Linked DNA regions of Homo sapiens: region 1 is linked to region 2. Evidence: chromatin loops called from intact Hi-C (ENCODE). Cell type or tissue: K562. All regions are shown on one strand. Each heading gives the region's core, and the rest is flanking DNA. Links, peaks and the distances in the headings are about the cores only. Region 1 overlaps CDC42BPA (CDC42 binding protein kinase alpha). Region 2 overlaps CDC42BPA (CDC42 binding protein kinase alpha).

What was found. A loop is a pair of places that touch in the nucleus more often than their neighbours do. Peaks named below come from ENCODE experiments on the same cell type or tissue, not always from the same donor. Only the 100,000 strongest peaks of a DNase experiment are listed, where the experiment ranks them.
Region 1: a loop joins it to region 2, with 2.2 times the contacts of the local background. A loop is called at or near these places in 5 of 110 quality-filtered maps.

The regions. Positions count from the first base shown.
Region 1 is chr1:227,257,964-227,263,214 of GRCh38, reverse strand. The region is part of intron 1 of CDC42BPA (CDC42 binding protein kinase alpha); the gene reads left to right. Among named protein-coding and RNA genes, the nearest start is that of CDC42BPA, 58 kb to the left of the region's middle. In K562, for the core only: no CTCF peak of the experiment used is centred there; a DNase peak (open chromatin) is centred at 2,654.
Region 2 is chr1:227,308,326-227,313,829 of GRCh38, reverse strand. All of the region lies in intron 1 of CDC42BPA (CDC42 binding protein kinase alpha), which reads left to right. Among named protein-coding and RNA genes, the nearest start is that of CDC42BPA, 7.4 kb to the left of the region's middle. In K562, for the core only: no CTCF peak of the experiment used is centred there; a DNase peak (open chromatin) is centred at 3,323; H3K4me3 peaks cover 1,009 bases.

The DNA of each region.
Region 1 (5,251 bases), core at 1-5,000, 50 kb after region 2:
TGTCACCCAGGCTGGAGTGCAGTGGCACGATCTTGGCTTTCTGCAGCCTCAGCTCCCGGGTTCCAGTGATTCTCTTGCCTCAGCCTCCCAAGTAGCTGGGATTACAGGCGTGTGCCACCATGCCTGGCTAATTTTTGTATTTTTAGTAGAGACGAGATTTCACCATGTTAGCCAGGCTGGTCTTGAACTACTGACCTCAAGTGATCTGCCCACCTCTACCTCACAGGGTGCTAGGATTACAGGCATGAGCCACTGCACCCAGCCAAAAATGATTTCATAAAAATTGTTAAAAATCTGTAGCTGCTTTGTTACCTTCATTAACTCTTTGTGATTAAAGTTGCAAGTTTATTGCAGTAATGGGAATGTGTTAGATTAATGTTTAGGTGAGTTATATTTTAAAATCTGTGTAGTATATTTATAGTTCACCCAGTAATTAGAACACCGTATCTTAATTCCTTATTGTTCCTCTAGTGTGTCACAGGAGGTAGAGTTTATTGATGCTGGGATTGCGGATGTGAAAATAACATTCTCAGGGTATCTTATGACTTAAAAGGCCGATTTTTTAACCAGTGATATTTTCTGTGATTGTCTATAATTTGGTTTAAATTTATACTTAATAAGGGCCAGAATACATGGCTATATTCTTAGTATCCTTTAGAACATTATTTCTTAGTCAAAGTTTATGAGGCATCTAGCAACATTTTACATGATATATAAAATTGGAGGTAAATGTGCTTTTTCTTGGGAGGAATTCATAGCCTTAAACTATTCTTGGAGGAGTGTATGATTCTCTCTCTGTACTTTCCCCTGTTTTTCAATTATTGCTTCAGAGTATTTTTTTTTTAAGTTTGAGTACTTTAAACAGCATAGAGAAGTAAATCAGTGACTTAAAAATTCATTATTTTGTCCTATATGCACATGTTAATATATCATTACATTTCAGTGGCAGTATTTTTCATTTCTTGTTTTACTTGGTTAATTTTCAAATCTCTGTTCTTTCATTATTTGTATTTCTTCTATCTCTTGAATCATTGTTACCCACTTCATGGTATTTTTCAGATTGTATTATTCTCTTGAGTTCTTGAGGGTACTAATCTTCCCATTTGTTTTGATTGCCAACTTTCCCCATTTTGGTGTTCTATTTCCTCATTTAGTTTAATTTTTTTTCAATTGTGAGCTCACTTTTGACTGAGGTAGATTTTTCTGGGATGAGTTCCTTTCCCTCTGAATGCTTTTGCTTCTGTGGGATAGGAACTAGATTTAATATTAATTTCTTGGCAGAGGATTTCTTTACCACATGGGCAGTATGGATTCAGACTCCAAACCCTCATGTTTTCCTCTTATGCTGCCCCCCACCAACACCCTAGGTTGCTTCACTGGACAAGAATCAGAATTTTTATTATTCCCTGACATGGGGAAAGGGTCCTGGTTTTAATGAGAGGTAATCATTCCAGTCCTCTACCTCTGTTAAGCCACCAGCAATACCTTCATTCGTTGTGGATCGAATGATCCCTAACAGGCACCTGTTAGGGCCTGTGTCCAGGACTTTTGCTTTTGCAGCATCTATTCCTGTGTTTAAAGTTTTGATTATTTTTCTTTATTTCTAATTCTTGGGGATTTCTCTTCCTTTCTTCTCCTTCATTAGTTTGATTGTATATTTAAAATCTCTCATGGTTGTTTGTTTTATTTAGCATTTCTATGTGTATTTGTGTATGTGTGGGTCTGTGTTACTGCTTACTGTGTTGTCAAGCCCATATATGCACAAGGACTATTTTGAAACTTTGTTTAATAATAACTCAGGCTAGGTGCAGTGGCTCAGGCCTGTAACCCCAGCATTTTGGGAGGCCAAGGCAGGCAGATCACCTGAAGTCAGGAGTTCAAGACCAGCCTGGCCAACATGGTGAAACCCCGTCTCTACTAAAAATACAAAAATTAGCTGGGCATGGTGGCACGCACCTGTAATTACAGCTACTTAAGAGGCTGAGGCATGAGAATTGCTTGAATCCTGGAGGTGGAGGTTGCAGTGAGGTGAGATCACACCACTGCACTCCAGCCTGGGCAACAGAGCGAGACTCTGTCTCAAAAAAAAAGAAAAACTCAATTATTCTGTTAAAAAATTTTAATATGAAAGATACTGGTGCTTAAAGGTGAATAATACTGTTTTTAACCTTCATGTGTCTGTGATTGTAAAAAGTCTCAAATATACCACCTGTAACTTTGTTCTTTGTATATTTTAACTCATTAATGTATAGTCACAGTATTACAGAATTTAGACACAGAGCCTGGCATAATTGATAACAGTTTTAACATGGCTTTATTAACTACTCTTTTCTCATTCTTCCCTATTCTCTTCTAGTCTCCCTTTTGCATGGATTATTCTCTTTTCCTGCCCTACTGTTGGTTCCAGATTCTTATGTTATTCCATTGCAGATAAGGGAGAAGAAGAATGGTAGAATGGAAACCCACTGGAGAAATTCGAGACGAAAGAGAAGAAGGAAAATAATGGGTGAAGGGAAGGTTAAAATTTCTTGCTCCAGCACTCTCTGTTCTCTTCCAGGCCTTATCTTACTCCTTCAGACTCTGTCTTCATTTCTCATCTTTTCTTCTCACTTATGCCTCTGCCTTTCCACTCTCTCTTTCTATTGGACACTTTCTTTCTGACACCATGGTAGCTATCACTAGTGGCTTGCAATCTATGTTCCTACCACCTGGCCAGTAGTTGTAGGGAGGAAGGAGGTTGGATGGGAGAATTGAAGGAGACTCTGTTGTTGGATCTTGGGCTACACAGAGTAGGGAGAAAGATGTACCTTGCAAGGTATACCAGGCATTTTGTATTGGAACTTTGAGTTCTTTTTCTTCTAGAATTATTCATTTATCTGTTCATTAAACAGTAAACAATGAACCCCAGGCAGTGTTTTAGGAACTCACATAGAAACATACTTTGTTCTTTTCAGTTTCAGAGATCTTTTTTATTTAACTTAGAATTATTTCACTTTTGAATCTCTTAATTTCAGCATCTGTATTTATTTCAAACCTTTTGGGAATAAAGAGGCAACTTGTTATGTTGGAAAGGCTTTTGGAGCCTGATAGATCTGAGTTTTAATCCTGTCTTTGCCACTTACTAGGTATTTAATATTCAGGAATTTATATTATCTTTCTAAACCTTTTTTTTTTTTTTCTGTAAAATGGGAAGTTCTTAGTATGGTACTTGGCTTAGATGGCTCCCAATAAAATAATGCCTGCTAAGATTATTATTATCACACAGAAAGTTTGTCCTTAGTACCAAATCAATTTTTTTTGTTTTTGTTTTTGTTTTGCCAAGAAGTACTTTTAAAACTAGAGTACATTAAGACAATGATTAAAGGATTCTGTTTTGTTTATTTTTATATCACATTCTTGAAGTTTGGACAAGTTGTCATAATTTACATAAAACTATTACTTCTAAGCTATTACTTCTAAGTTGGTGTGTCCTTCTCTGAGCTAGCAGTGTCATAGTAGTACTGTGACTTACTAGTCAAGTTTAGGCCAGCAAGTCACATACTATGTTTAGGCCTTATAATATTAATGAGGGTTAATAATATGTACCTTATGGATTTTATGATAACTAAATTACGTATTAGTTTGGAAGCTAACCGTGTCTAGTTGTGAGCTAAAAACCAAGTATTTAGTGTAAGATTCAGGCTTGTTCGGGAAATACAAGGCGGGGATGCAATCAAATGTCAGGAATCGCCAGAACACCGGGAATAAGGAAGCTATCGGAACACTTCCTTTTCTCATTGTCTTTGCCTTTCTCTATGCATCTGCTTTGTTTTTCTCTTTCATTATGTGGAACTGATTTTCTCTTTTGCTTTTAGAGTCATAGTAGGATGTTTGCCTCAACACTTGCTGAGTTTGTATGTTAATTCTTGTAATCATCTGCAGAGACTGACTCTGAGTTAGGTTTGAAATTACTTGTCCCCCAGCTTAGGTCAGATTTCCATATTGGTTCAGTTAACACTGGCCAGTTAAATGGGGCCTCACAATATGCACTTGGCCCACCCCTGAGAACTGAGGGGGAGATTTTCAGAAAAAGGGAGGGAGGCGGCGTGGCAGATACCTCAGAAAGTGTGTGCCACAAGTGAAGTCATTTAAGTATACAGCACTGAAGAAAGTCAAGGTATTGTTATCATTAGATGATGTAGTACTTTGTGAAATATCACTAATAGCATCTATTCAGAATAGCATGTCATTTATCTACCAGCGCAACAGATCTGATTAGTCCCTTATATGCCCTTGATTTTTGTCAAGGGCAGTAGCGTAGTGATTATTATATCTTTTTCAATTGTTGTAATGAATATAAAGTCTTTTGCAATTTGTCTTTTATATTCAAAATTATTTTAATCATAGAGTGTGCTTGAAATGAACTTTTTGGTGGATATAATTTTTAAGAACATATCTTTGTATAAAAGCACTTTTGTTAAATATTGCTAATGAACTTTTTTCAGGAATAAGTTGAACGTATAATCAGTTTTTTTTCAAATGCAGCATAGAAATAAGAAATATTCAAGTAATTGATACATGATTCTTTTGGTTCTATCATTGAATTTCTGAACTCTCAGCTATAACTTGTTAAGGCATCTTTTAAATTATCCCAGACATTATGAATGGAGTGCTCAGTAATGATTTGTATAACCCTTAGCTTTGTTTTGATTCATTTTCTTTATACTACTTAGGGTATCATCATATGACAAGATAACTGTATACCCCTGTATAGACACTTAATATTGTTAATATTTATTGTTCTGTGTTCATATTTACCCCAAATTAGAATAGTCAATAGGTATAATTTACCTGAAGTGTCAGCTCTGCAGCACACTTTTTCTGAATTTCTGATTTAGTCTGGGTGGGGGAGCTAGGTTTCGGTTTAAGGATGCCTTTGTTTTGTGATTTTGTGATATAGTAGAAATCAAAACTGCTTTTAAGTATAGAAGACTGGTGTTACAATTATTTGGGGGGATAGTCAGGCTCCCATTTTCAGTTCTTTTTTTTTTTTTTTTTTCCCGGACAGGGTTTCACCCTGTTGCCCAGGCTGGAGTGTAGTGGCGCCCTCTAAGCTTACTGCAGCCTTCATCTCCTGGGCTAAAGTGGCCCTCCCACTTCAGTCTCCTGAGTAGCTGGGACTGCAGGCACAAGCCACCGTGTCTGGCCGATTTTTATATTTGTATTTTTGTAGAGACAGAGTTTTGCCACGTTGCCCACGCTGGTCTTGAAC
Region 2 (5,504 bases), core at 267-5,266:
GCATATCAGCAGGTACTATGCTTTAAGCTTTTCTTTTTATTAGTATAGTTTTAAAGCTGTTCACTTTTTTTTTATGACACGAGTGTTAATTAAGTGAGGTGTTGATGGATATGTATCTTTTCTAGGACACTTTTGTTCTTCACATATGCTGTTCCTCATTGTTAGCTTTTCCTGAGTAGAATTTATTAATTAATCAGTCCGAATTATCAAAATGTTCACTTAATACAGATGATTACATTTATTTTATTTAAGTTCTCAACTAGAATAATCAGCAATATTGGTTGGGTACTTGTTTCCTTTATACTAGCCACCTAATATTCTATTCTAGGAATGATAATGAGTAATTACAATTATTTTATCTAGTACAATGCTGGCACATGGTAGAAGTGTGTTCAATAGATGTAATGGCTATTATTATAACATTTCTGTTTGTCTCTCTCTTTTTAAGAGAAATTACACTTAGAGGTAGTTGCCAGATGATACTGGTTACTGGCATTCATGATGGAATAGCATAGGAGTGATGCTGTTGATAAAATTACATCTAGGAAAAATTCCCTATAAAGTAGAGTGAACTTAGGTATAATGAACTAGTGCTGTTAACCCCTAAAGTCTTTGAAATACTTGATGTTCATTAGTAATTTTTTTGTTTTTAGGAACATCACCCTTTTATATTATGTATTGATTTATTTTAGAGACAGGGTTGTATTATAATTGTTTTTAGGAACATTACTCTTTTTATTTTATGTATTGCTTTATTTTAGAGACAGGGTTTTGTTAGTCTGTTCTCGCATTGCTATAAAGAACTACCTAAGACTGAGTAATTTATAGAGAAAAGAGGTTTGATTGGCTCACAGTTCCGCAGGCTACAAGGAGGCATGCAGGGGAGGCCTCAGGAAACTTGCAATCATGGTAAAAGGCAAAGGAGAAGCCGACCCCGTCCTGCATGGCTGGAGTGGGAGGAAGAGAGAGAAGGGGGAGATGCTACACGCTTTTAAACAACCAGATCTTGTGAGAACTCACTCACTATCACAACACAAAGGGGAAGTCTGCCCCCATGATCCAGTCACCTCCCGCCAGGTCCCTCCTCCAACACTGGGATTACAGTTTGACATGAGATTTGGGTGACGGCACAAATCCAAACCATGTCAAGGGTCTTACTGTGTTACCTAGGCTGGTCTTGAACTCCTGGGCTCAAGAGATCCTCCCACCTCAGCCTCTTAAAGAGCTGGGATTACAGGCATGCACCACCACACCCAGCTTTTTTAAAAAAGGAATGTATTGCTTCATGAGTGAAAACAGGATGTCAGGATTAACACTTTAGGAATTTTAGACATATATTTATTTTATATGGAAATGTAAGGCATACCTTAGTATAGCAGTATATAAAAACAAATAGTGCAGTATGTTGGAAATTTTATGAAATGTCCCATAATTCCTAGGACTTGAATACTATTACACAGTAAGCTCAGGCTATTTTAGGATAAAATAATTTAGCTCAAATAAATATTTTATTGTACCACTCTTTTATGGCAGTCAAAAATTTATTCTCTGACCTTTTTCTCATTTGGTACATTTATTGACAGTATGTTACGTATGTAGCTCATTGTTTTTCTCCTGCTGGTTGTGATAGGTTTTAAAACCAATTACTAAGTCTAACCAGCATTTAAAAAAAATTAAAGACTAGAATAGAAAATATAAAGTACATCAAATATAGAAGGAATAAGTATTGTTGTGCAAAACATTGTGTTTTCCTGTAGTCCTTATTCCCATATTTCTTACTATAGGTTGAGATAAAAATAGTTTGAAATACTTCAGTGTAGGTGCAGCTATGCTATGTTGACTGTTAAACAGTGAAAATATAGACAGTTCATTTTTTCAAAAAGGACACACGATAGATTAGGGACTTACTCAAGAACCTAGTGAAGGGAAAGAGTGTAAGGTATGGGCAAGATACAGACTTGGAAATAGATGGGAAGAGGAGACATGGGGGAGGGAGAAAAAGAGAATGAGTAGGGAGAGGGAGACAGAGAATGAGAATGAATACTGTGTTCCTGAGTTGCTACTTCAGTCTGACTTGTTGAATGATAGGGTATTTTTTTTTTTTATGATTGGGTATTTTTAATTTAAAAGAACTTAATGGGCAGGGGAGTTAATTTCACTCTTGTATTTCTTTCAATGGTTTATTGTCTCTTCCTTTGTTTTTTTCCGTTTCTGAGTTTGGGCTAATGGGCATTGACTTTGATTGATTGTCAGAGGTATATACGTTTTTGAGTTTGAGTGATAACCATATGACCTATAAACAAAGGTAGTAGTTTCTTGGTTTTAGCTTCTCATCACTTCAGCTGAACTCTAGGGTAGATGTAGGTGAGGATTTGCTAGTTCTATCAGATTTTTTCTCATCATTTGTTGCTCAGGAAACTGCCAGTTTTAGGTATCGAGGACCAAGAATTGCTTAGCTCCTTTTGCCCTGTCTTGATGAGTCAAGAAGTCTTTGCATAATAATTGTTATGAGAGACCATCATGGCTCACTACAGCCTCAACCTCCTGGGCTCAGGATCCTCCTGTCTCAGCTTACCAAGTAGCTGGAGCTACAAGCATGTGCCACCATGCCCAGCTAATTAAAAAATTTTTGTGTGTGTGGAGATGGGGGGTCTCATTATGTTGTCCTGACTGGTCTCAAACTCCTGCCCTCAAGTGATCCGCCTGCCTTGGGCTTCCAAAGTGTTGGAATTGCAAGTGTGATCATCTGCACTTCGTGTGATTTTTGTTTTTGAATTACCCACACTGTAAGTATGGATTATCCCAGACACAAGTTTTTTGTTGTATATAAAAACTCCTTGGCCGGGTGCGGTGGTTTACGCCTGTAATCCCAGCACTTTGGGAGGCCGAGGTGGGCGGATCACGAGGTCAGGAGATTGAGACCATCCTGGCTAACATGGTGAAACCGCGTCTCTACTAAAAATTCAAAAAAAAAAATTAGCCGGGCGCGGTGACGGGTGCCTGTAGTCCCAGCTACTCAGGAGGCTGAGGTGGGAGAATGGCGTGAACCCAGGAGTCAGAGCTTGCAGTGAGCCGAGATCGCGCCACTGCACTCCAGTCTGGGCGACAGAGCAAGACTCTGTCTCAAAAAAAAAAACAAAAAACAAAAAAAAAAACTCCTTTCCAAATCTGGGGGACTTCCTTTTCTTCTCCATTAATGGTGAGTAGAACTCCAGGATTATTCTTTCTAGCTAGCTTCTACACACTTCCTTCCTATGACTGCCATCTCTTTTTCTAATCAGTACGTAGGGAATGGCTAATCTTCTATTGGCTAGTGTTTCTTTATCTATCACTGTATGAGAGCAGCACTTTAGCTTTCATGTTAACGGGGCACAAAGACCTGGCTCCCCCTTTCCAATCCCACTGTTTGCCTTTACTCTTCCTCATGGAACTGTTTGCTTCTCTTTTGGGATTAGGGCCTCTTCACTCTAACCTCCCTCCCTAGTTTCAAAGTGTGTTCTGGAAATCCATGGGATATTTAATAGATGCTTGAGCAAGGGGAAAGGTTTATATGAATAAATCAGTTTGGGAAAAGATTTTAGACAACATTTAATGTTAAAAATACAGCAGATTATCCTAGAATTTATGAAGTTTATCTGACTATGGAATAGGCTTTTTTTCAGAGCGTCTGGAGGATGGCTGGCAACCAGTGTTTCACAGAATACGCTTTGGGAAATGTTCTTCCAGTATAAGGTCATGGTTTTCCTTGTAACTTCCTGAGTAGCAGGGTTAGAAAGAAATTTTGAGAGAAATTTGGGATATCGTGTGGATTGGAGAGAGAATCCAAATCTGAATAGGTTATATTTTACTTAGTGGCTGTGAACTTCATTTTCTGTGTGAAAGTCATGTGCACTGAAAGATAAATTTAATCATGGTGAAATAACATGAGTGATGCTGTTGGTAAAATTACATCTAAGAAAAGCACCCTAAAAAGTAGAGTGAAATTTGACATCATAATGAACCACTGCTGTCAACCCCTAAAGTCCTTGAAATTACTGAGAGATCTCTTAATTATGACCTTTTCCTGCTCTAATTAAGCTTACTTTTCTTTATGTGTAGGCATTTACATTAAATACAGAAATTGTCACTTTATTTTTTACAGCTTTCATTACTGTAGATGTTGCAAAACTATTGTCTATCTGAAGAGATTACATTCATTACTTTGTGATTTTTAAGAGGAAAATATCATGGACTCATAGTTTTAAAATCCTGTTACAGTGTTAAGTATTGTTTTTTGCAGTGTAACACATTTTGGCTAGGCCATTGGTTTCAGACTTTTGGACTAGTGTGGGAACTTTACTACTATTTATTACATCCATGAAGCGCTGTGTTTCTAGTGCCAGCAACTATTTATATATACTGTTAAGGAAACTAGAAAATATATACTTTTATTAAGGAGAAAACATAATTGGTGCTATTTTGGCATTGTGTGAACAATTAAAGCTGTGGTTACTATTAACTTTTGTTCAGAGTTTTTGGGAGGCCAGATAATAATCATAGAGGACAATCTAGTTTCATTGTTTAAAGACAGACAGCATATAGGGGAATAAAATTAGTTTTCTTGCTTATTTTTTTTTTTTTTTTTTTGGTAGAGATAGGGTCTCACTATGTTGTCCACGCTGGTCTTGAACTCCTAGCCTCAAGCAATTCTCTGACCTTGGCCTCCCCAAAGTGCTGGGATTACAGATGTGAGCAGCCGCACCTGGCCTTTTTTCTTTTTTCTGATTTAGATTTATTTTTCTCTTTAACTCTTCCTCACCAGTGCCATTCTTCCCACTCCTGATCTAATTATACTGCAAAGTACTACTTATATGGATGAAAACAATCTTTTGAAAAGATTGTGAATTATTTCAGTCATGTGCAATCATGTGTTAACTTTCAGTTTTATTTCAGATTGCTTAAACGTCACTGTAGGCTTAATCAAAGACAAAAACACCTTCTGTTTAATTTGGTCTATTCATAGTGATAACACTTAATCCAGTTTCCTTAGAGTTTCCATGGTGAATATCTACAAGTAGAACACCTAACCTGAAATGTTTCTGTTCTAAACCAATATACTGGAAAAGAGCAAGGGGTTTTGGATTAAGACTGACTGCTTTGATTATTAACTGGGTGATTTAGTTATTTAACCTCCCTATGTCTCTTTATGAAAAATGGACATAAGACTAATAGTTTATTTTTCTAAAAAGTTAAAAGTTGGTTTAGGATTCTTCCTTTTCTGGTGATTTATGGTTGTATTTTGTCAGCTTGCTTCCCATTCTGTTTTTTTTTTTTTTTTTTTGAGATACAGTCTCACTGTGTTGCCCAGGCTGGAGTGCAGTGGCGTGATCTTAGCTCACTGCAGCCTCTACCTCCCGAGGTCAGGCAATTCTTCTGCCTCAGCCTCCCAAGGAGCTGGGACTACAGGTGCACGCTGCCATGCCTGGCTAATTTTTTTCTTGTATTTTAGTAGACACAAGGTTTCA